Linked DNA regions of Homo sapiens: all the other regions are linked to region 1. The links are chromatin contacts, found by Hi-C or POLR2A ChIA-PET in ENCODE. All regions are on one chromosome and are shown on one strand. Each heading gives the region's core, a stretch centred on a gene start or an enhancer-like site at or near the end of the contact. The rest is flanking DNA. Distances are from core to core; before and after follow the strand shown.

What was found. A loop is a pair of places that touch in the nucleus more often than their neighbours do. ChIA-PET counts read pairs that join two places held with the same protein, here RNA polymerase II (POLR2A). Pooled maps may share reads with other maps.
Region 2: a map of CD4-positive, alpha-beta T cell shows a loop between it and region 1 (9-fold over the local background). The contact joins the promoter of CXADR here to the promoter of NRIP1 in region 1. A Hi-C loop is called at or near these places in 2 of 168 maps with a recorded cell type or tissue (CD4-positive, alpha-beta T cell and naive thymus-derived CD4-positive, alpha-beta T cell) and 4 of 50 pooled maps. POLR2A ChIA-PET finds 5 or more read pairs at or near these places in 1 of 52 experiments (activated CD4-positive, alpha-beta T cell).
Region 3: a map of CD8-positive, alpha-beta T cell shows a loop between it and region 1 (12-fold over the local background). The contact joins the promoter of BTG3 here to the promoter of NRIP1 in region 1. A Hi-C loop is called at or near these places in 6 of 168 maps with a recorded cell type or tissue (CD4-positive, alpha-beta memory T cell, CD8-positive, alpha-beta T cell, endothelial cell of umbilical vein and 2 more), 3 of 37 single-sample maps with no recorded cell type and 23 of 50 pooled maps. POLR2A ChIA-PET finds 5 or more read pairs at or near these places in 1 of 52 experiments (HEK293).
Region 4: a loop to region 1 is called in a map of CD8-positive, alpha-beta T cell, with 6 times the contacts of the local background. The contact joins the promoter of C21orf91 here to the promoter of NRIP1 in region 1. A Hi-C loop is called at or near these places in 2 of 168 maps with a recorded cell type or tissue (CD8-positive, alpha-beta T cell and naive thymus-derived CD4-positive, alpha-beta T cell), 2 of 37 single-sample maps with no recorded cell type and 9 of 50 pooled maps.

Annotation. Positions count from the first base shown.
Region 1 is chr21:15,062,072-15,067,690 of GRCh38, reverse strand. It overlaps NRIP1 (nuclear receptor interacting protein 1), which reads left to right and starts at 2,691. Exons shown (of 4, transcript NM_003489.4): 1 at 2,691-2,946. It overlaps LINC02920 (long intergenic non-protein coding RNA 2920), which reads right to left and starts at 621. Exons shown (of 2, transcript NR_186411.1): 1 at 479-621; 2 at 1-156. RefSeq lists enhancers at 1,790-1,839, 4,290-4,339 and silencers at 2,170-2,349, 2,600-3,459.
Region 2 is chr21:17,509,361-17,515,198 of GRCh38, reverse strand. It overlaps CXADR (CXADR cell adhesion molecule), which reads right to left and starts at 2,156. Exons shown (of 7, transcript NM_001338.5): 1 at 2,027-2,156. The coding sequence starts at 2,069. RefSeq lists silencers at 1,986-2,525, 2,586-2,705.
Region 3 is chr21:17,609,746-17,615,306 of GRCh38, reverse strand. BTG3 (BTG anti-proliferation factor 3) reads left to right here and starts at 2,406. Exons shown (of 5, transcript NM_006806.5): 1 at 2,406-2,608. It overlaps BTG3-AS1 (BTG3 antisense RNA 1), which reads right to left and starts at 3,621. Exons shown (of 1, transcript NR_149073.1): 1 at 1,193-3,621. It also overlaps a transcript of CXADR not described here.
Region 4 is chr21:17,815,956-17,821,424 of GRCh38, reverse strand. C21orf91 (chromosome 21 open reading frame 91) reads left to right here and starts at 2,069. Exons shown (of 5, transcript NM_001100420.2): 1 at 2,069-2,122; 2 at 3,100-3,233. The coding sequence starts at 3,107. The region is part of intron 2 of LOC124900465 (a long non-coding RNA gene); the gene reads right to left. RefSeq lists an enhancer at 1,375-1,424 and a silencer at 1,675-2,454.

The DNA of each region.
Region 1 (5,619 bases), core at 1,442-3,941:
CAGTGATTGGATTTTTGTGGGGTTGAGAAAACAGAATAAGAAGAAGTAGTGAGCAGCTTTGGGAAGTCACCTAACATACAGCAGTGGACTTTTTAACAACAATGTTGGAGGGCTGGAATATTCTCGGCTTGCTGGGCAATCTCCATGGTCCAAAACCTGGTTAAGAAGTAAGAGGAATGTATTTAAAAGATAGACTTGAGTAGTCCAAATATCTTTCCCAAAGTCTATGCACTAAGGTGTGTGTGCGCCCTACTCCTTGGTGAGCCCATTAGTCCCTTACCCAGAACCTATTAAGTTTACTTTAGACAGAATTGTGACAAGTGAGGCTATCTGGATTCCCAGTCCGCACTAGACTGGAAGTTACCCATCAGAAGATGAGGAGAATGTTAGTGGCAGCTATGCTAGTAACAGTAAGGACAATAGATTGTCAGTTAGTGAAGGGGGAGAGAGAGAAATTACAAAAGGCAGAGATAATCACTAAGTCATAGCATCCTAGAGTCCTTCGGTGCAGCGACTGATAGCTTTTGTACCTCCTGGGAGCATTCCTAACACCTAGAAAGAATATAGAATAGGAACTGGATATATTTACTGAATCCGCTACAACCTACTACAATAATTACTTTTAATAAAATTAACATTGAATTATCAAGAAAATGCTAAATGACGTTCAACAAACTGCTTAAGAGAAACATTTGCAATACATTGTAGAAAAATCTGTATAATGGTTAAAAATAATTTTCATAAAAAAAGTTTGACCCCCCACTAAGGGCCAAGCTCCAATTATGCTGGTCATCATTGAATTGAAACGGTTTGCTTTGTATCAATTCTGAATAAATGATGCACTAAAAAACAGCAGACTTTATTTTGCCTAGAGCAGATTTTGAATTGTGGTATATGCAAATAATATGGTATTATATTATATGAGGTTTAACTATATAAAATGGCAACAGATTGCATAGTTCAATCACTAGGGTGATGAAAAATAATTGTTTTAAAATGTGCCATTGCCACTAAGGAAAACATTGGCACTATGTGCCCGGCACTGTGCTGGGTGCTGAATTTATTAAGCATTAATTTGAAAAATTGCTTTCACTTTCAAGACTGTGACAGTATTCTAAAACTCTCATTCATATTGTTTAAAGGTTAAGTGAAATTTGCAATACACAATACAGCCATTACATAACAGGCACAGAATACAGTTTCATGACTTGGATAGTTTTTGTTTTTTAAGCGCATTAGCAACTTCATTTCCAAATGCTATCAAATTCTTCAGGATATGAAAACCTACATATAAGAATGGAGTGCCTCATCGGCTCATTTGTCTTATGTAATAAGTGTTTTAACACGGGCATGCCGTTTCAGAATTTCGGGTGAGACTAAGCTGTACTTTAGCTTTTTTGTGTCAAGCAAAAACAATTTCAGCAACAACACTCGCTTCCCCTGGTAATTTTTTTCATGGCGAATTACTAAATGCTAGATGCTCAAGTCAAAAAGAAACCTGACATCTGGGGAGGTGTTGAGGGGGTGTTAATAGTTCTAGTGAGATGTCTGGGGAGCGTTGAGGATACGATTTTTCAAACAGCAAATACAAGGATAAGGGGAAATTATGGTTTCGTATGACTCTCTCCTCCTTCCACTTTCTCGTTTCACCAATCTGTGGCCCCCCCAATTTAGAGGCGGGTTCAGTGAGATTAGGCTGCAGGAAACCGAGAGGCTCCACCGCGCTGCCGCCCCGGCCTCGTGATGTAATTGTTATTTCTTATTCGGAGACCGAACCGAGGAGAGCTGCTGAAGAAGTAGCAGCCCTGCTCCTTTTCCCTTGTCTTGTTGGGTCAGATCCTTCCCGGGGATGATGCAGATTGGCTGACAGACTCCGCTGGAGACTTCGCAGTGACAAAGCAGCCGAGGATTAACCCTGCTCCTGGGTCCTACGTCTGTCCAGGGAGCTGAGCGGGGCGCTCCTCAGGTCTCCTTCCTAGTTTTCCTCCCAGAGTCGCTCCACACGAGTGCTGGGCGCCTACTACGTGCTGGGCGTGGGGTCAAAGTGACCCAGAGTTCGCGCCCGTGCCCCCCAACATTAAAGCAGGACACACAGATTACAAGGAGATAGAAATTGGGGGTGGGTGGGTGAAAGGGGGCCCAGAGAGCGCGTGTTGTGGGGTGAAGGGGAGGAGGTAGACGCTTAAGGCAGGCGGGGACCCTGGAGCGTCTGGGGCGCCCCGGCCCCCAGGCTGTGCCCAAACGGGAGCATTCGGCCTGGGTCCCAAGAGCGCTTTCCCCGGTCCCCAGGAGGAGCTGTCCAGGCGCCTGCAGCGGTCGCGGGCGGCTGGACAGAGCTGGGAGCCCGGGGGACGGCCCGGGCGCGCCGTGCAGCCCCTCTCTCGGGGACGCGGTCCTCTCGCTGCCTCCGGGTCTTGCAGCCCCGTCTGGGACACCCGGAGAGCAGGCGAGAAGGAAATCCACGAAACAGAGGGGGTTCCGCAGCTCCTGTGAGCCGCCCGGATCCGCGCGGCTTCCTCCTGACCGGGTGACAATGGGAGGGAGGGGGAGAAAAGGGTTAAGAAACTTGGCTGAAGAGCTGAATGGCGTGGGGCGGCGAGGGGAGGGACTGGGCCGCGGCGGACTCGGCGGCGGAGGGAGGAGCGCGGCTGCGGGCGGGCGGTGAGCGAGGCGCTCAAAGTCAGCCTCGCAGACATTGCAGCAGAGCCCCGAACTCGGGAGGCGGCGGCGGAGGAGGCGGCGGCGAGGCGCAGGGACGACCCGGCCCCACGCCCGCCCGCCACCCGCGCGCGCCCGTCCGCCCGTGGCCTCGCGTCCGCCGCTGCGCCGTGAGCGCCGCTGGTCGGAGGGAAGAGCTCGCCGGGGCGCCGGGCCAGGACGGGGCGGCAGGCGCCTTCGCGGACCGAGCCTGACGGAGCCGGAGGCTGGGAGCCGCGGCGGCCTGGGGTGAGTGACGGCCGCGGCCAGGGCGCCAGGAGTAGCGGCCGCCGGCGCCGCCGGAAACGGCCCGGGAGCGCGGCCCGCGTCGGCTCTCGCTTGGCTGGCAGGGCCGCGGGGGCGTCGGGGCGGCGGGGAGGGCGCGTTTCCGGGGAAATCCTGCCTCTGCTGCCTGGTTCGAGTCTCCGGGTTCTCGCGGGGGGCCGGGGCGGCGGGCCGGCAAGTTGTGGAGTGGCCCCGGGTCGGCCCGCCCGTCCGTGCCAGTTCTGGGCAAGGGGGCGGCCGTCGCGTGGCCCCTGAGCGGGGCCGGACTCGGGGGGCCGGGTCGGGGTTGCCCCCGCTCGCTTGCCCTCTCGGTCCCGAACCCCGGGCACCGCTCGCCTCGCCGCTCTCCGTCCTGCTGTCCAGCCGGATCCTGGGCGGCGCCTTTCGCCTGGGTGCCTCCCTGCTCCTTGCTCGCTGGATACCCGGCTGGGAAAGTGAATAGGAAAAGGGACAGCTCGCCCGGCCCCCACCCGACCCCGGGCCGCTCTGCCCGCACTCGCGGTCCCCTCCCGATGGCGAGGCTCACGGACCCGAGGCCTCAGCCATCATTTTACCAGGAGCCAGGGGCCGGCCCCCATTTAGGGTGAGCCCGGTGGAAGTCCGGGAGGCTGCCTTTTCTCCCTTCTTCTGTGTCCACCTTATTACGATTGAATATTGTTTTATGAAGGTTTCCGTGGATGTATTCTGCAGACCCTCCCATCCCTTCCAAAGTAGTTTCCCAATTTTGATCAGGAGTTGGTGTTCAGTCAGAAGGAACAAAGGAACCAACTGTGTCTTAGAGGCGGACAGGCTGGGAGTCTGTGACACATGTTGATCTCTGAAGCATTCCAGGAGTTTCTACCTTTTATCACGTCAATAATTGGCTGCTGAAGGTAGTAAAAGAAGTACGGAATGATAAGCACTTTTGCGTTTTAAAAATATTTTTTAATGGCACATTTTACTTTGGGGAAAAAAGACGTTCTTAGGCACAAGGATTTTTAAAAACCCAGTTGGTGGAACTGAGTTGGAGTTTGTTTCTGGTATTGTAAATGATTACATGTGGGATTGTGAAGGAAATTGTGTCCTTAGAGGAAGAGAAGCCATCTGTAGGTGTCCATAGTAAAAATGGTTGTCGGGTTATATGTGATGAATGCTCTTTCTGTTTCTTGGGGGAATTTGTGAAGCAAGGGGCTTCGGTAATTCATTCTTTAAAGTTATGAATTGCATTGAACCTGCTTATTAGTGAATCATAGGTTTAGTAAGTGGGTGGCATTATTCAGTGTTTAATCATCAGTTTTCCACCTTTGTTGAAGAGACAGTGAAATAATAGACTTTTTAAACAAATGGTGTTTCATCTGCCTGGCCCCTAAGTGTCGGTTGCCGCCTGGAGTATGTTGAAGTGTTTTTCACCTTCCAAGTAAGTGAGTTGCTCTGGTTTTGCCCGGCAGTTCGGTAACGTCGATAGGGTTTATTTGGTTCAGGGAGCACTGGCTTCATCACCTACAGTAACTTTTTTTCTGCCTGGGCATAGTTCCTAGAGACAAAGAAGGAGAATCAATTAGTGGAGCGGCTACTGCCCTGCAGGTTGTAGGATTGGTTGTTCTAGTCTGTTTCATACTCTGGTGGAGAAAGACCTCTTTCCAAACTTACCTTTAAAAGTGCCCTAGGAGTGTGAGTAAAATATACATCAGAACATAACAGAAAAAAAAAAGGACTGTTCGTTGTTGATTTTATTCAAATGAGTTAGTTGAAAAACCAGGTTTAATGCCTGTGGGAAGTTAGTTGAAAACCAGGTTTAATGCCTCTTTTACATGCATTTCTAAACTCTGCAGAACTTGGATTTTGCTAATTTTAACACCCTAAAATATTGTTAACTTTGCACTAAAGAAGTGTGTGAAGAGACTAAAGGCTTTTCTGACTCTTGCAGTTATAAGTGCAAAACATCATGATAAAAAATAACCTATACCACCACCTAGAGTCTGTTTGTTAGTTTATTGCTCATGAAGTTTGCTTAAATTGACATGTCTGTTACAGTTCTGATATAGTCGAAAATGATTAAGAAGTACTAGCTTTCAAAAGCCCGTCCAAGAGAACAATTATTTAAGTAATAAATAGCAAGTGCCACTTTAAATTATCCGTGCCACCTTTAGAATTGAAAATTATGACATATCAAGTTGAGTGGGCTATTCTCCAAAAGATGTTAATTCAGAAGATTTTAAAACGGAGTTTTCAGTTTGTGCGCCAAGGCAGTTCTGATTGCTTAAAGACTTCTGCGTTGTTATCAGAGATTCAAGAAATCTTCCCAATCAGATGCCATTAGAACTTTTTGAAGTCCAGATGAAACAAAAGCAAAAATACAGGAGAGCATTACAACTACAGAAATTCTGGAAATTCAGAAGTTAAGAGAGAACGCAGCCCATGACAGAGTTGTGATTCAGAGATATGAAGAGTAAAATCAATGTGAATTAAAGTGATAATCTGTTTTGCTGGTAGTTTATATGTGGTAAAGCAGTCTATTAAATGAGAGACCTTAGGGAGGCAGCTTTGTTGCCATGTGGCTTATCACATTGTCCATGGAGGAAGTAATGTTCCTCCTTTAAGTGGTGTAGCCTGAGAGAAAGATGGCCTCCAAGATCTTTAATTAAATACCAGTTGAAC
Region 2 (5,838 bases), core at 907-3,406, 2.4 Mb before region 1:
TCAACCTCCCAAATTGCTGGGATTACAAGCACCGTGCCTGGCCTCAGCTGTTCTTAAACTGAAAAACTGGAATAAAGATAGTTGCCTTGTTTAGCTGAGACACTGGCCCTTCGAGTAGATGTTCACTGTACCCGTGTATACCTTATGAGCACAATGACTCTCTGCATCAAAATATTATTTCTTAGAATTGTGCCTATCAAAGTGAGGCATTCCAAAAAAAAAAAATTAAATCCAATTATCTAAATATTCCCGTTAAAACAACAACAACTAGTTCCTGCCAGGCATGGTGGCTCACGCTTGTAATCCCAGGACTCTGGGAGGCTGAGGGAGGCGGATCACCTGAGGTCGGGAGTTTGAGACCAGCCTGACCAACATGGTTTCTACTAAAAATAAAAAAGTTAGCCGGGCATGGTGGGGGGTGCCTGTAATCCCAGCTACTCAGGAGGCTGAGGCAGGAGAATCGCTTAAACGCGGGGGGCGGAGGTTGTGGTGAGCCAAGATCACGCCATTGCACTCCAGCCTGTGCAACAAGAGCGAAACTCCATTTAAAAAAAAAAAAAAGTTCCTCCACATAATTTATGTTCTTCCACTTTTCTGCTTTAGATGTGGTCTAAAACTATTTTTTTTTTTTTTCCCAGAGAACACACTGTGTTCTCAACTTCATCTTCAGGTTCGGCCTAGACAAAAAAAAGAAAAAAAAGAAAGAAAGGTGGGAATGTACCTGTAAACTGGTTCTATGACCCTTCATCTTCTCCGGAAGGCTTACTTTGGACATTTCAGCCCGCCAAGTCTAAATGATATATATCAAAAAGGTGGAGGTAGTGCTATAGGCTCAGATCGAAGATTAGACTTGCTAATAGAATGTTGATCCCATGAGTAATGCTCACAGCTGTGGCATCCAACAATGGAATTAACATTTCAACAGGAAGCAGAGAGCCATCCCAACAGAAAGGGCCACTAGATCCTGCTTCAGAGCACCTAACAACAAAAAATTACCCTTCCAGAGGCTATACTAAGTGCGCCTCCTAGGATCCCACCTACGGATTTTTAAAAATGAATTATTTGGTTATAAAACGCAGCAAGTGCTTAGTTTGACAAACAAGATCAGTTGGTTAAAACACCGACATGGAAAATCCGTTTTTTAAAGTGTCAAAATGATTACGCCTCCTAATGGTCCACGCATTTTTCACATGCCTTTTTTCCCCTCCCAGAGAAAGGAGCAGTCGACAAACGCACTTGGCAAATCCTCTAGCAATTACCCTGTACAACTCAGCCCGTCTTATCTCCAAAATGAACGACTCATTACAAACTCAAAAACGAGGTCACTGAATTCTCCTTTGCACTTCGCCCAAGGACTGCAGAAACCAATGCTACATTTTTGCAGGAACCCACTTTTGATTTTCCACGGTCTCCTTCACAATGCGCGTCTGGTTAGCAGCTCCTGCCTGGGCGAGCTGCTTCCAGGAGACTAACACCGTCCAGGCTGGCGTTCGCTCAGCGCCTCTTTCCTAGAGGTAGCCTGGCCGATCCGAGGCACCGGGCAGCTCCATGTCCATTGAATAATGGCGTTTGCAATTCAGCCTCCCCGCCTGGGCGACTCGACACCTGAAAACTCGCCGCCCAAGGTTTTTGAAATCGGGTAACGCTGGAGAGAACCGACACGAAGGCTGACAAGGGAGACGGCGAGAGCAAAGAAAGGCAAGCCCGCACCGGGGCAGAGAATGCTATGGGAGAGCTGCGAGGCGCACCCGACACGCCGCGCCCGAGCCCCTCCGCCTCCACCCCCCGCCGAGGGCTCCGTCCCCGGGCACTCCGCGCGCCCTGCGCGGCTCCCTACGGGACGGCTCCAGGAGCGCCCGGCCCAGCAAAAGCGCCCCTGTGCAATTCTGCCCGCCCCGCCGCCCCTGCAGCAGCGCCCCCAAATCGCGCCCGCCCCCTCCCCCACGCCCCATTGTTCCTGGGTGGCCGCGGGCAGCGAGCGCCCCCGGGCTGGGCGGGTGCTGAGGACCCCATGGCCCCTACTCACCCACTACTCCGCACAGGAGCACGAAGCACAGCAGGAGCGCCATGGTGGCTGCCGTGCCGTGGGCGGCGGCTGCAGGTAGGCGGCTCTCGCTCCTGGTCCCAGGCTCCCCGCGCCTCGCGCGCTCCCGACTGGCTCGCGGCGGCGGCGGCACCTCTGCACCCTCCGCCCCTCCTCCCAGCCCCCGCTCGGCAGGTGAACTCGCGTCACTTCCGGCAGCGGCCCGGGCCGGGCTGCGAGCGCCGGCTTCTCCAGCCGCGTGGGGTTGCCTTGGCAACCGGGCGAGGCGCTCTTCTGTCCCCGGGACCCTCCCGGCGCCGAACTCTCAGCCTCCCGGCGCGCGGCGTCGTAGGTCGCGGGCGGCCGCCTCCCACGCCGCAAGCCTGCGCAGGGGTCCCCGCCTCCATCCCTTAAGCTAAACCAGGGTTTTGCGCGCGGGGGTGGGGCAGCCCGTCTCCCACATACTGAAATTGCGTTGGCGCCCTCCTTTAAGGCGAGGCACGGGACACTCCCAGGGGCCGCCACTAGGGCGGCTCCTACCCTCCGCCCCGCCTGCACCCACCCGTCCCACCCCTCGCGGTTTGCCCCAGGGGCAGGTTCTCTGACCTCATGCTCACGGGATGCGACCTGTGCAGCCCCTGGCCTTCGCTCTCTTAACGAGCCGCTCTGGCTGACATAAAAAGCGCGAGAGGGCTTTTCTCCATCTCTGGTAGGGATAGAGCCCCTCTGCAGCTACCGATTTGGGAAATACCTGAGGTTTTTTCCACTTGCACAGAAAGGCTATTCTAGCCCTGAAGCTGGCTAGTAAGACGCTATAGTCCCAGCTACTCCGGAGGCTGAGGTAGGCAGACAACTATTATCCAATATTAGTGAGTGAGCTTTGAAAGTGGGGCTCAGTAGTTGTGGTTGAAGGCGTCAGTTGGAGTGTGGGGTCGGGGAATTGGAGATCTTGAAAGTTGTTGTCGGCTGCTCTTCCAGATAACGTTTATTTATAACTACATAGAGACTTTGTAGTGCCGCGACAGTTCCATAACAGAAATGAATTGAAGAAGAGGAGCGGTGGGTAAGAGCTTATTCCGCGGAGTGGGGCAGTAACTGGGCAGGTTTCATAGAAATGGCACCTACTTCGGGGTTGCTATGAAAGTTAAATGAGATAATGCACAAAAAATGCTTGGCACCCTGCCTGGCACGTAGTTTTAATTAGCTTCCACTTACTGAGTTCTTGCTTACAGGGTTCCTGCTTATGTAGTCTATAAGCTTACATAGTTTGTAAGTTCCTGCTTACTATCTAGACTAAGCAGGAACCCCCGTAAGCAGAATTCAGTAAGTGGAAGCTAATAAAACTAATATTGGAAAATTCTTATTATGCATTGAACCAGAAAAGAGAAGGGGCAAAGAAATCAGGTATCAAGAAGACCAGAATTGCGCAACTGCAGTTTAGCCTGGTGAGTTGCAATTCTGGCTGCACATGAAAATTACTTGGAGAATGTTTTAAAAATACTAGTGCCTGGCTGGGCGCGGTGACTCACGCCTGTAATCCCAGCACTTTGGGGGCCCAGGCGGGCGGATCATGAGGTCAGGAGATCGAGACCATCCTGGCTAACACGGTGAAACCCTGTCTCTACTAAAAATACAAAAAATTAGCCAGGCGTGGTTGCAGGCGCCTGTAGTCCCAGCGACTCGGGAGGCTGAGGCAGGAGAATGGCGTGAACCCCGGGAGGGGGAGCTTGCAGTGAGCCGAGATTGCGCCACTGCACTCCAGCCTGGGCGACACAGCGAGACTCCGTCTCAAAAAAAAAAAAAATATATCTATCTATCTATCTATCTATATATGTATATATATACTAGTACCTGAGCCTTACTCAAGTGATTCCAATTTAATTTGATTTAAGGGGAATCCTGCTTTACGGCAGCCCAATAAATGACAGATGACCAGTGGTAGTAAGAGGAAGTGGCTTTGCAAAATCATACCATCTGATTGTAAAGTTCTGCCAAAGCTTTTACAAACTAATAAGAGTTCAATACAGACGTAAGACAACATGAGTAACGGCTAGGGACTTCCCATTTGAGCAAACAGGAATTCTACTGGATATAATTGCGTGTAAATAATATTTGGAATTTAAATTTTTACTCACCACACTAAATGAAATCAAGCAGAGAAGAGCAAGTATTGAAGTTGTTCATCTGTTTAACAGTGTTCTACGAGAACTTTTCTATACTCGCTCTGTCGCCCAGGCTGGAGTTCAGTGACCCCATCTCGGCTCACTGCAACCTCCGCCTCCAAGGTTCAAGCGATTCTTCTGCTTCAGCTTCCCGAGTACCTGGGACTACAGGCGCGCGCCACCACGCCCGGCTAATTTTTGTATTTTTAGTAGAGACGGGGTTTCACCATATGGGCCAGGCTGGTCTCGAACTCCCAGCATGTTGGGAGGCAGAGGTGGACGATCGCCTGAGCCCAGGCGTTCGAGACCAGCCTGGGCAACATGGCAAGACCCCCCATATCTACTAAAAATAAAAAATGAGCCGGATGTGATGGCGCGCAGTGCCTGTAGTCCCAGCTACTCCGGAGGCTGAGGTAGGAGGACAAATATTATCCAATATTAGTTTTGTTATCTTCCACTTACTATGTGCAGGAACCCGGTAAGCAGGATCTCAGTAAGTGGAGCTAATAAAGTGAGCCCAGGAGGCAGAGGTTGCAGAGAGCCTTGATCCAAGAAGGAGAAGGAAGCAGAAAGAAGAAGAAAAGGAGGAGGAGGAGGAGGAAGAATTACCCAAAAGGATTTAGGAGGAGGAGGGGGGGGGGAGGAATTACCCGAAAGGATTTAGGAGGAGGAGGGAGGAGGACCGGGAGGACGAAGGGAGGAGGAAGGAGGAGGAGGAGGAAGAGGAACAACAACTACCCAAAAGGATTTTTATCTTAATCCCTTTCCTGGTACTTTTTCTTCTAATTCTTAGCTTTTGCCTCCTTCTGTGTTAGGCATTTGCATACCTATTAATCACTTTTCTTGTTCTAAATACTTCTAGAAGGCTGAAAAAGCACATTTTTTTTTTGTCTTCGTCACTTCTGAAAGCACATACTAGGTTCTCAAGTATTTCTCAAGTTGAATTGAATGCTTATTTTCTATGGCAATATGTTAATAAAATTTAAGTATCTGTGCAACAACAAATCATTGCACCTTAAATATATCTTTTCAGAATGTGCTTTTTTGGGAGAGGGGGACAGGATCTCGCTCTGTCGCCCAGGCTGGAGTGCAGTGGCGTGATCTCGCCCACTGCAACCTTGGCCTCCTGGATTCAAGCGATTCTCCTGCCTCAGCCTCCTGAGTAGCAGGGACTACAGGTGCACTCCACCACACCCGGCTAATTTTTGTATTTTTAGTAGAGACAGGGTTTCATCATGTTAGCCAGGATGGTCTAGATCTCCTGACCTCAGGTGATCGCCCACCTTGGCCTCCCAAAGTGCTGGGATTACAGCCGTGAGCCACTGTGCCCAGCCCAGAATGCGTTTTTTAAAACGTAAGTTTTACATCAATTTTTTTCTGCTGCTTTAGATTACTGAACACAGATTTTTTTAAAATGTACCATTCTAAGATTTAAATAATCTTGAAAGAAGCAGTCGATCTTATTTGGGGAAGTATTGTTCTTTAAAAAGTTACATGAAGTCATTTTTAGACTTTGGTTTGTGACTAAATTATTTCATAAACAGTAGCTAAAATTATGCAGTTATGTGAAATATATTAAAGACACCTTAAAATGCATTTGTGGCTGTTGTCAGCTTGGAAATTATGTCTTCTGGAAGCTATAATAAGATAATC
Region 3 (5,561 bases), core at 1,157-3,656, 2.5 Mb before region 1:
AAATTTCTCACAGTTTGGAGGTAGGGAAGTTAAAGATCAAGGTACCAGCAGATCCAGTGTCTGGTGAAGGTATGCTTTCTGGTTTGCTGTCTTCTCCCTATATCCTCACTTGGCAAGAGAGCAGACAGAGTGATCATCTCTCTCATGTTTCCACTTACAAGGGCACTAATTCCATTCATGAAGGTTCCACCCTCATGACCTAAGTGTCTCCCAAAGGCCCCACCTCCAAATACCATCACATTGGGGATTTAGTCTCCAACATACGAATATTGCGAGGGACACAAACATTTAGTTTATAGCAGCTCTCCTCTTTCAGTCCCATAAAGAGGAGGGCTCTGCCTTGCCATACCAATTCATTTGTGATTTTGTGATTCCAACTCACAAGGAAAGAGAGCTGGGGCAAAGCATCTGAAGCACACAAGAGTAGGGCAAGTTTTGAAAGAGACATAAAAACAAATACTGTGTGTGCAAGGGAAGTGGATGAGAGAAAAAGTGTTTAAGAGACATTGTTTGCTATGTGTCTATTTCACAGTGTTCAGCTATGAGAATTTTTTTTTCTTTTTTTAGACAGAGTCTTGCTCTGTCACCCAGGCTGGAGTGCCATGATGTTATCATAGCTCACTGCAGCCTCAATTTCCTGGGCTCAGGTGATCCTCTCACCCCAGCCTTCAGAGTATCTGAGACTACAGCTGCATGCAACCACACCTGGCTAATTTGTGTATTTTTTGTAGAGATTGGGTTTCATGATGTTGGCCAGGTTGGTCTTGAACTCCTGGAGTCAAATGATCCTCTCTCCTTGACCTCCCAAAGTACTGGATTACAGGCATGAGCTACAGTGCCCAGCCTGAGAATTTTTTAAAAGTCATTTTGAAATTGGGTTTCAGGTTCTTGCCTGTATTTTTTGAATATGGTACTGCTCTAAGACTGGAAAATGTGGACCACAGATTTATAAATACTACACAAAATACTAATCCTAAACTATAGAAATTTCTGGACAAATTTTGAGTAATGTGGGTGGTTACCTAGCTATTTTATGAAACTGCAGAATTAAAGGCCTTTATCTGTAAAAATAACCTCATCAGATTGTTATGATTTTAAAATAAAAACACCTTCACACCTCCTAGAAGACTCCAAGGTGTAAATATCCTCTTTAAATGTACCAGTAAGTAGACTAAGTCCTAGAAGAGTATAATTTTTTTTTTTTACAAATAAAGTTTATTGTACTGTTTGGGGGATGGTATATTTATTACTGCTAAAAAAATTACCATTTTGAATTGCTAATTGGCTATAACAAAGATCAGTAATACAAATTTAAAACATTCATAAAACTGAGCTGAAAACATGCTCCCAAGCCTAGTGGGCAGTAAGGAATCTGGCCAATATACTGTACAACTTGAACATTCAGTTCTTAAGTAGTTTACAACATGGTTTAGCCCTCTTTTAATAATAATAATAAAAAGGTAGGAATATCTTGTATTCCTCCCGCTAGTTGGATGTATTAAAGTGCTTTCACAAAACTAAGACCATGGTGTTAACTCAATATAAAAGGTTGAAAAGATGTTCCTTCTTTTCTTCAGAAAGTTAATGTTCCCTCTCCATATTTGTATTTGCTCAAAGATGAAGCTTTGCATCTGGGAAGTCCTTGAGTAGAGTGTCTCAGAAATAGAAAGCCTGGACTCTCAAGGCTTCATTCCTTTGGCCAACATCTTTGGAGCCTCTCCTTTATGCAAAACACAGTGGCCGGTGCCAGGGCAGCACACAAGCGTCCACAGGAGGCAGGCCCTGCTGTGAGGGGCCAGGGAAGGGCCCAACTAGGAGTGCCAACAACCGCCTAAAATACAGCAGGGCGGCTGCACGGTTAACGTGCGTGTAATTGACTACAGCAAGAAGGATGAGGATCTGTCCATAAATGCCAAGTTCCCCTTCCCGTCGAGTCCGTGTCCCCCATGAAGCCCCGGGTCTAGAGAGCTGGGTCTAGAACTCGCCATTCCGCCCTGAGGGTGTCAAGTGCAGCGTGGAGAGACCTGAGGGGGAAACAAAAAGGCCGAGACAGCCGAAAGGACCAAGCCCGCGCGACCCCCGAAGGCGCTGACGCACGTAGGGCGGCCGGGCGGGGGTCCCACAGGCCTTCAGCGCCGCTTTTTGCCGGGGAGGGAAGCCCGCGGTTCTGCGGACCGCGCCGTCGCGGTCGAGGGTCTGCGCCAGGCTCAGGGTAGGGCGAGGGTGTGTCGCCTCCCGTGCGGCTAGGCCCGGGGCTCGGGGGTGGCCTCGCGGCGAAGCCCCGCCCCCGGCACCGCCCCTCAGGCGCGCGAGCCGATCCCGCGCGCGCCAACCCTTTCCCGGGTCATCGCCCCTCCCCTCTTCCGGGCCGCGAGCCCCCTGCGCGCCGCTTTGGGGCTGCGCTCACTCGTGTGCGCGCTCGTCCGCCCGCCAGTCCTCTCAACGCGCGCTTGGCCGCCCGACGACGCGGGAGCCGCACGCGCCGGACGAGGCTCGCTGCGCTCCCTGTTGCCCAGCGCGGGCCCGTTGAGGCGGAGCCCTCAGTTCCCGGCCAGGACACGGTCTGGGCCGCCGAATCTCCGGCCGAAGAGCGGCGGCGGCAGCGGCGGTGAGGAGACCGGGCCGGGGAAAGGCAGACATGGCGGGGCTGTGGGTATCGGGGGAGGGTGGTCCCGTCGCCCCTGCGGCCACGTCGAAGGCTCGCTGGCGGGCGGCGCACCGGGGACAGGGGAGGGGCAGGGGATGGAACCAGGTTGCATGGGCTCCGGCTCGGCGCCAGAGCGGGGCTGCGGGCCGCGAGGGCGGCCCGCGAGGCTTTCCGCGGGACCCTCGGCGGGCGCCTGAGGAAAAAGACGCCGCCTCAGGGCTCCTGCCACGTTTCCCACAGCGCGTTACATTCCGCCTCCGGGTGGGCGACAACCCCGCGGCTTCCCACCCTCTGTCCACCCCCTTCGCGTCGGTGTTTTTTCTGGAGCTCCGCTTGTTTGCTGGAGAGTCGCGCCTCCGGGAAGCCGGGTCCTCGAACCCAGGGCCGCCCGCCGGGGACAGCGGACCCGCGGGGCAGGCGCACCCTGGCGAGGATGTTGTCGGGGAGGCTGGGCATTGGGCGCCAGGGCCCTTCCCCTTGAACTTGGGGAAAACCGGGATTGCAGAAGTTGGGCGCAGCTCAAGGCGGTTCTTTCAAGAGCGGGTGGAGATGTTTGATCCCTCCTCACCTACCTCTCTCAAAACCCCAGCGGGAGAGCCTAGCAGCAGGTTTCGATGGCTTCAGAAAGTCCAACTCTTAGCCCCTTGGAAAATTATTTCCCCTCTTCATGGCTTTGTGGCGCCGCTGAGGTCGGGCCGGGGCTCCTCACCCCACGGGCCAGTCTTCTCGCGCCCTCCACCTTGGGAACGTCTATCAGGAGAAAAATGTGTTCCTAGAAACGTTTGCGATTAGCTTTTCGTTACAAGGGAGGGAAAAGTACAAAAGTTATAAACTCCTGCGAGGCCGAGCTTGATTCTGGATTCCCTTTGGGTTTTATCCACGCAGCCGTGAGCAGAGGAGCCTTGTGGAACAAAGTAGAACTTGAGGAGCAGCCGCCGCGGTGACGAGGTCCCAGGATGACGTCACCGTGCGATATTTAAAATGGGAGCCTTTTGCTCTGAGTGTGGGTGGAGGACGCCTACTTACTCAAGACGCCTGAGGTCTTCTTGGCCCTGCTTGCCTCTGGTGGTTCTTGCCCTGACTGTAACTCTCCCTCTTTCACCTTTTGGTACTCCTAGAATACTGGTGGGAGTGGGCTTATTTTTCAGCTGTTCGAGCTATCATTTCTTCAAACGGGGAAAACAAAAGTCCAAATGAGTCATCTTGTGTTACAACCAAAAGCAACCACTAAGTGGTTCTTTCCTTCTTTTCTATTTTTTTATATGAAGCAGAGCAAACAGAAACAAATCCAGAACTCAGATATGTGGCACATAGTTGGCAAATGTAATGAATGAGGAGAAAGATCTAGTTAAAAGATTCAGTACATTTCTTTAGTGTGGTTCCTTGTTTGCTTTGCTGGAGTGGAGGCTAATGTAGTTCCATCAGCAAAACTTTCTTCCCAACCCGTATATTAAATTGCCTTGGGTTTTCTTTTCCATCGTATCGTGGTGGAATATAAACGTAGCTTTACAAAGTGGAAATGGCTTACATTTTTCAGGAGGAGGCTGCACAGCAGTCGTGGTGGGCTGGGGTTATGTATACGTGTACACTCGTGTGTGGACCCATGCCCGGTGCCTGCTAGCTGGCTGTAGAAGGTGAATTTCTCATTCTAGGGTTCTGGGAGGAAGATTTGTGTGCCTTCCCCTCCATCAGGCTATCTGCGGCTGCCAGCACACCTCTCAGATAACTGTGTAGAATTTATTTCACAGTGAGGTTCCTTGTTTGAATTTGCACTTGGAATAAAGGAGTCATATTCTGAAGAGAGACTGAAAGAGCAGTTTGAGAAAAGAAAGCTAACAATCAGCTTTATTTTTTTGGAAATGTGGGAACACAAACTACTGCTAGGTTAGTTGTTTTTATGCTAAACATAGCAGAGGCTGTATGTTTTTAATACGTAATTGGCTCCCAAAAAGGTGATGTTGCTTACTAAAGGCAGCATCTTAATAACTCCAGGTTACAGCAGCCAGATGAATGAGCTCACTGAGTAGAGACAACATACATCAAAACAATCTTAGGACAAGGGTTTGCCCTTAAGGATTAATCAATGATAAATCAGATATACCATTTTTAAAGTCCTTTGAGGCAATCCAAAATGTAGCTAAATCTCTGATTATTTCTTTTAGTTTGTTTTTCTGCGGGTGACCTGAATTTCCATTTCTTAAATATGTCCTGATAGATCCACTAGTTTTTGTGTCTCTTAACTTGTGGATAAATGTATCTCTCTTCCTGAAAGAGTACTTTCGGAAAGTCAATGCTGAAATTTTTTATGTAGAACAGTTTTGGGATTTAATTTATATACCATGCAATTCACCCATTTAAAATGTACAGTTCAATGGTTTTAGTATATTCACAAAGTTGTACAACCATTACTATAGTGAAATTTAGTAAATATTTTTATCACCTCAAAAAGTAACCCTGTACTTATTAGCAATGCTCCTTTTCTTGGTTTCCCACTTCCCCGTAGGCCACTAATCTGTCTTCTGTCTATATAGATTTGCTTATTCTGGATATTTCATATCAATGGAATCGTACAATATGTGGTCATTTGTGACTGGCTTCTTTCCCTTAGTGTGATGTATTCAAGGTTCACCCATGTTGTAGCTTATATTAGTACTCATTCGTTTTAACTGCTGAATAATATTCCATTACATGTATATACCACAGTATTTGTCCATTCCTTAATTGGTAAACATATAGATTGTTTTTACTTTTTAGCTATTATGAATACTGCTGTGGGCATTTCTGTGTTCAAGGTTCACCCATATTGTAGCTTGTATTAGTACTCATTCCTTTTCATTGCTGAATAATATTCCATACGTGTGTATAACACAGTATTTGTCCATTCTTTAGTTGGTAAACATATTGTTTTCACTTT
Region 4 (5,469 bases), core at 820-3,319, 2.8 Mb before region 1:
AGCTTGGAATTTCCTCCCCTCTCTCTCTTGCTCACTCTCAGGCCACATGATCTCTGCACATACTGGCTCTCCTTTGCCTCCTATCATGAATGGAATCAGCCTGAGGCCATCACCAGAAACAGATGCTGGCACCATGCTTCTTGTACAGCCTCCAGAACCATGAGCCAAATAAACCTGTTTTCTATATAAATTATCCAGCCTTGGGTATTCCTTTATAGGAACACAAACTGACTAAGACGAGCAGTGAAAAGAAACCACTGTTACAAAATACCATCGTGAATCTCAAAAACATGCTGCATGACAATAGCCAATCACAAATGAACACACACTGCTTAATTCTATGTATATGAATTCCTATAACAGACAAAACTAAAACACTTCGTCATATAAATTAGATCCCATGTTGAAGGAGCTTGACCAGAAAGGAACAGAAAGAAATGTCGGGGCTGTGGAAATGTTCTGTATCCTCACTGGGGTGGTGGTTACTCAAGTGTATGTATTTGCCAAAACTCATCAAATAATGCTTTTAAAATGGAAGCATTTTATTTCTGTAAATTATTCCTTGATTTTTTTTAAAAAGCCAACAACAAGAGAGAAGAGTTTTAAGAATAGCAAGTAAACAATGTGAAATGCCATAGGAAGGAAGACAATTCTGAGAAGTGAAAATAACTTGTTTCAATTTTTAAATTTTAGTGATTTTAGAACACTTTTATTGAATCACTTTAAAAGAGTCCTTTTTAAAAGAATGCTTTTTATTGAAAAGATGGGTAGAATCCAACATGCAAGGTATCTTAGTCGTAGTTACCTAGAATGAGAAATTCGAAGAGAAAAAGCACAGGCTTTTCATTTCAATTAGTGCATCTCAAACTTCGATGAACATAGGAATCTCCTGGCGGTCTTGTTAAAGTGCAAGTATTGATTTAGGAAATCTCGAGTGGGGCCTGAGATTCTACATTTCTAACAGGAAACCAAGTAATGTCAATGTTGTTTGTTCATCTACTACAATTTAGGTGGCAAGGACACAGATCGCTCCTGCGAGGCACAAATGCCATAACTGGAGTGCTAATTTGGCCCAGAAGTTTCCAAGATCTAGACAGTCCATTCCTAACCATCAGTTCAAGAATGCCTACATGTAGATTGACAGGCTAGCCCTCTTTCTATGTGAGTGCAACCAGAACACATACATATGATGCTGTAGAAAATAACATTGATCTTAGGTCAGTAGCCTTCGGTTCAAGTCCCAGCCTTTTTCTAACCAACTGTGATAACCTGGGTCAATTACTCGTAGGCTGCAACATGAGAGAACAGTTCCTGTTTCTCCTCTGTAGGTTACTGTGAGGACTACAATGGAAAATGTAAGTGAAAGTACTGCAAGAACCATACCCTAAAAAAAACAGAATAGCTTAAACAAAAGTCAAGCAAAGAATTTGAGAACCAAGCAGGACCTAAAAATAAGAGGTGGGGCTTCGGGATTTTTCCCGTGGGCGTTGAGGGATGTACCATATTGGGGGCAGGGGCGCCCCACAACAAATAATGTATTTGAAAAGATTCTGTATTTGAAATTATGCCTCTATCATGACACCTGAATATGAACTTTTCCTTCGTTAGATACTTCAACTGGCACTTAACTATAAGTTCAGTGACAGTATTCTGCTTCTTTCTCCTGAAGTCAAAGTGCCACCCACGCACCTCTCCCGTTCTGCCATCCACCCGCGGCTTTCCTACCCCCGCCGCCTGCGGCCCCCGCCCCGGGGCAGTAGTTTGCACTAGGCTGAAGGGAGAGGTGGAACGGATTCGTCTATCTACGCACCTCGAGGAGGGGTGTGTGAGGAGCTACGTTCCAGAGAACGGTAAGAAACTCCGGCCAGGAAACACGGGATCACAGGAGAACTCGAGGCGAAGGTGCGGCGTCGGTGCAGGAGCGGAGGGGCGGACCCACAGCAGCCCGGCGAGCGCGCAGGTGTGCCCGCGGCCGCGCCACCCTCCCCGCAGCCTTTACGGGATGGAGCCGGCGGGAGAGGGCGGGGCCAGGCGCGCGGCGGCCGCCTCTGCTGCGGCCGGAAACAATAGTGGAGGAACCCGAGCCGCACGGAACGGCGGTGGTGGCCCGCGGAGCCGGACGGTAAAGACCCCGCAGCCCTGCTCCCATCCCACCTGAGCCCCGACCCCCAGTCCCATCGTTCCGCCTCCTTCGAGTTCCGAGCCCCGTGGCCCCTCGCGCTGCTGCGCGCCAGGCGCCCCGACGGACAGACCGACGGAAAGACGGACTTGGGTCCGCGACTCCCTGGGGGCGGCCGCGCGCCCCCAACGCCGAAGGCCGGGCCAGGACCCGGCTCCCCGAGACGCTGAGGCTGGGCGGACCGGCCGCCGTGGCCCTCGGACGCTTTCTTCCCTCTGGGAGGAATCCCGGAGCGATGGGACGAGGCTCTCCCGCCCGCCGGGCTCCAGGATGCCGCGGCTCTCCCAGCTCCGGCTTGGGCCCCTCCGGCGGTGCCCGGCCGGTACCGTGAAGCCGCCGCTCGGCCTTCGGTGTAGTTGCCCCGGACACGGCGGGACGCCCTCCCCGGGTATTCGGTACCCACGTGCATTTTGCTGCCGCCGATCTCCGTTCGATGCGAAGCTTCGCAACTCCGAGTTCGCGAGGCGCATCTGAGGTTCCCCCAATGAAGTTAGCAAAGCAGTGTCCCGTGCAGGTCGTTTTTCCTGTTTCTCACAGCGTTAACTAGGTTGACAGAACCTGGTAGCTGAAAAGGCCTCGCTGCTAAGCCCTCTGATTATTCGAGGTTGGGGGACGAAGGAGGAGGACTAGAATGCCGGCAAATCTCTTTCCTTCAGGTGCCACTAACCCAATCAACTATAGGACAAAAAAGACACGGACATAGTGTCACCTATGGCCTGGCTTTAAGTTTTACTAGCTTTGTGTCTTTCCACAGGAAAAGTGCAATGTTGGAGTGCAAGTATGGCGATGCTTGTTTGATGGAGCTTTTGCTTTAAATGAGCTGAACAGCATCCTTATTTCCTAGAAGTTCCCAGTAAAGGGAACTACCCCAAAGGCAGGTTCATGAAATTGTGTAACTTTCCTTTTCTGTTTCTTAATAGGGGCACTATGAACGAAGAGGAGCAGTTTGTAAACATTGATTTGAATGATGACAACATTTGCAGTGTTTGTAAACTGGGAACAGACAAAGAAACACTCTCCTTCTGCCACATTTGTTTTGAGCTAAATATTGAGGGTAAGGACACAGTATAGTTTTGATCTTATGGAATGAATTTAACACAGCTGCTTTGTACTGATTGTAAGGTAAAACTAAAATGTCTTCAATGATTGGAAATTGTGCTAAGTATGAATAGTGTAGAGATTTGTTAAAGATAAGGTTTCTGGAAATGAAGGTGCAGTTAACAGAGTTACGAATTTAAGAGAAATCTTTTTTTTTTAAAGACCCCTGCAACAACCCCATTTTTCCTAATACAGAAATAAGTATGAGTGTTGACTGGGAAACGTGTTTTCTGGTTTGAGAGCTTATTGAATTGTCAGATTTTAACAGACCTGTGTGTTTTTTATATTAAGAAGTAACATAACAATTTTTTTATTCTTTCGAGCCTATTATGCAAGTATTTGAGTGAGATGAGCCCGAACTCTTTTCTCACCAGTATGATCTTATTATCTGGAAAAATACTTTAAAATTTTTAGATTAACCTCTTTTCAGTGATCACACACACTGTTGGTAATTTTTAAAACCTGAAAAGGTTTTTAAAATTTTTTTAATAATGTCCCTAAGATATATGAAGAAAAATTCTCCAAATCCAAAAAGAAACCCCAAAAAAAAGCCCTATTGGAAGGATTTATTTGGGTTGGTGCAGTTAGTGTTGTCATATTACAATTGATTTTTGGTTTAGATATTTATGAGTCATACTAAAAAAAACCTTAATATTCCTGCAAAAAAAATTTGGCCTGTAATTTGAGTTTTGAGTTGTAACATATCAGTAGAGAGACTTTATTAAACCTCTAGATTTTGGACAGTTTCAAAATAGTTCTTTCCTTTTTTCTGTATTATATATTTGAAATTTTTCATGATCTTTATTTTCTGTTTACTAAGTATGGGGTATGAAATGTTCTTATTGTTTAAAAAAATATAGTGGGGGATTATATACCTTGAAATTCCTGTTAGGACTTGTTATTCAGAAATTATTATGGTCACCAAACAGTATGTGATGGAAGATTATGGATTTCTTGTGGATTACATAGAATATCTATAACTTCAGCTTTAATAAATGTAGTGATTATAGCTAATTTCAAAAGATGACATAACAGGAACAGTGGTGTGTTCCTACAATCTCAGCTACTCCAGAGGTTAAGGTGAGAGGATTGCTTGAGCCTAGGAGTTCAAGTCCAGTTTGGGCAACATAGCAAGACCCCATCTCTAAAAAATTAAATAAAAATAAAAGGATATCTTAAAAATAAGTTTCTTTTACAGTACTTAAATCATGCTGGGGTGAAAATCCAAATTTATGTTCTTTGGAAATAGAGTTGGCTTGTATATTGTTGATACATTGTAGAATTTTAATTTTAGATGAGTAAAGACATTAGAAATTATCTAGTCCAAACCCTGTATTTTACATTTAAGGAAACAGCCAAAAAGTTGGACTGCCCAGGGTTGCTGTAGTGGTGATGGCAAGCTGTTGTTATGTGCCAGGCACTGTGCTAAACCCCTTATGTGGATTATCTTATTTAACTCAAGATAGCTTTGGAATGACTACTGTCATTTTCTATTTTAAATGTGATAGAACTGAACCTTGGCGACCTAAGAAATACAGTTTGAAGTCACACAGCTCATAACTGTTGGTCCTGGACTTTAAAGCCTGGCAGTCTGGTTCTAGTATATGTGATCTTAATACCATTGATCTACTGTCAATAGTTATTTTATAGCAATAGGGCTGATGTTCTAATCCTAATTGGTTATCCTTGCTATTCTCTCAGCCAGCTTTTTCTAACCAGTGTTTGCTGGCAAATCATCATTAATGGAGTTCATGCCATGATCGAATTTTTCCACAGAACCCTAAATTTTCGTAATTGCTTTTCTAGCTTTTTAAAATAAGCCTTTTAACTGGTTCTCAGTCATTATATAGAGAATATACAAATATTACCTTAGGTACCATCTCTTAACATTTCAGCTCTGATAATATCTCAGCATGTAAGCATGGAATAAGTCCTTTGTTTTTGAAATCATAGTTCCCTTCAGTGTAAAAGACAATTCTCAATTTGAATTAGAACTATTTCGTTTAATATTCTATGTATATTCAAGGTTTTATATATTAAAATCCCAATTTAATCTTTGTAAGAAAAATTAGAGTCAAATAATTTCTTCTCTATCTGGTGTCATTTCTCAGCTCTCACAAATACGCATTTTCATTTTCACTACAGTGATCAGCTAGTGTATTACAACTTTTTTGTTTAAGATTTTTGTAGGC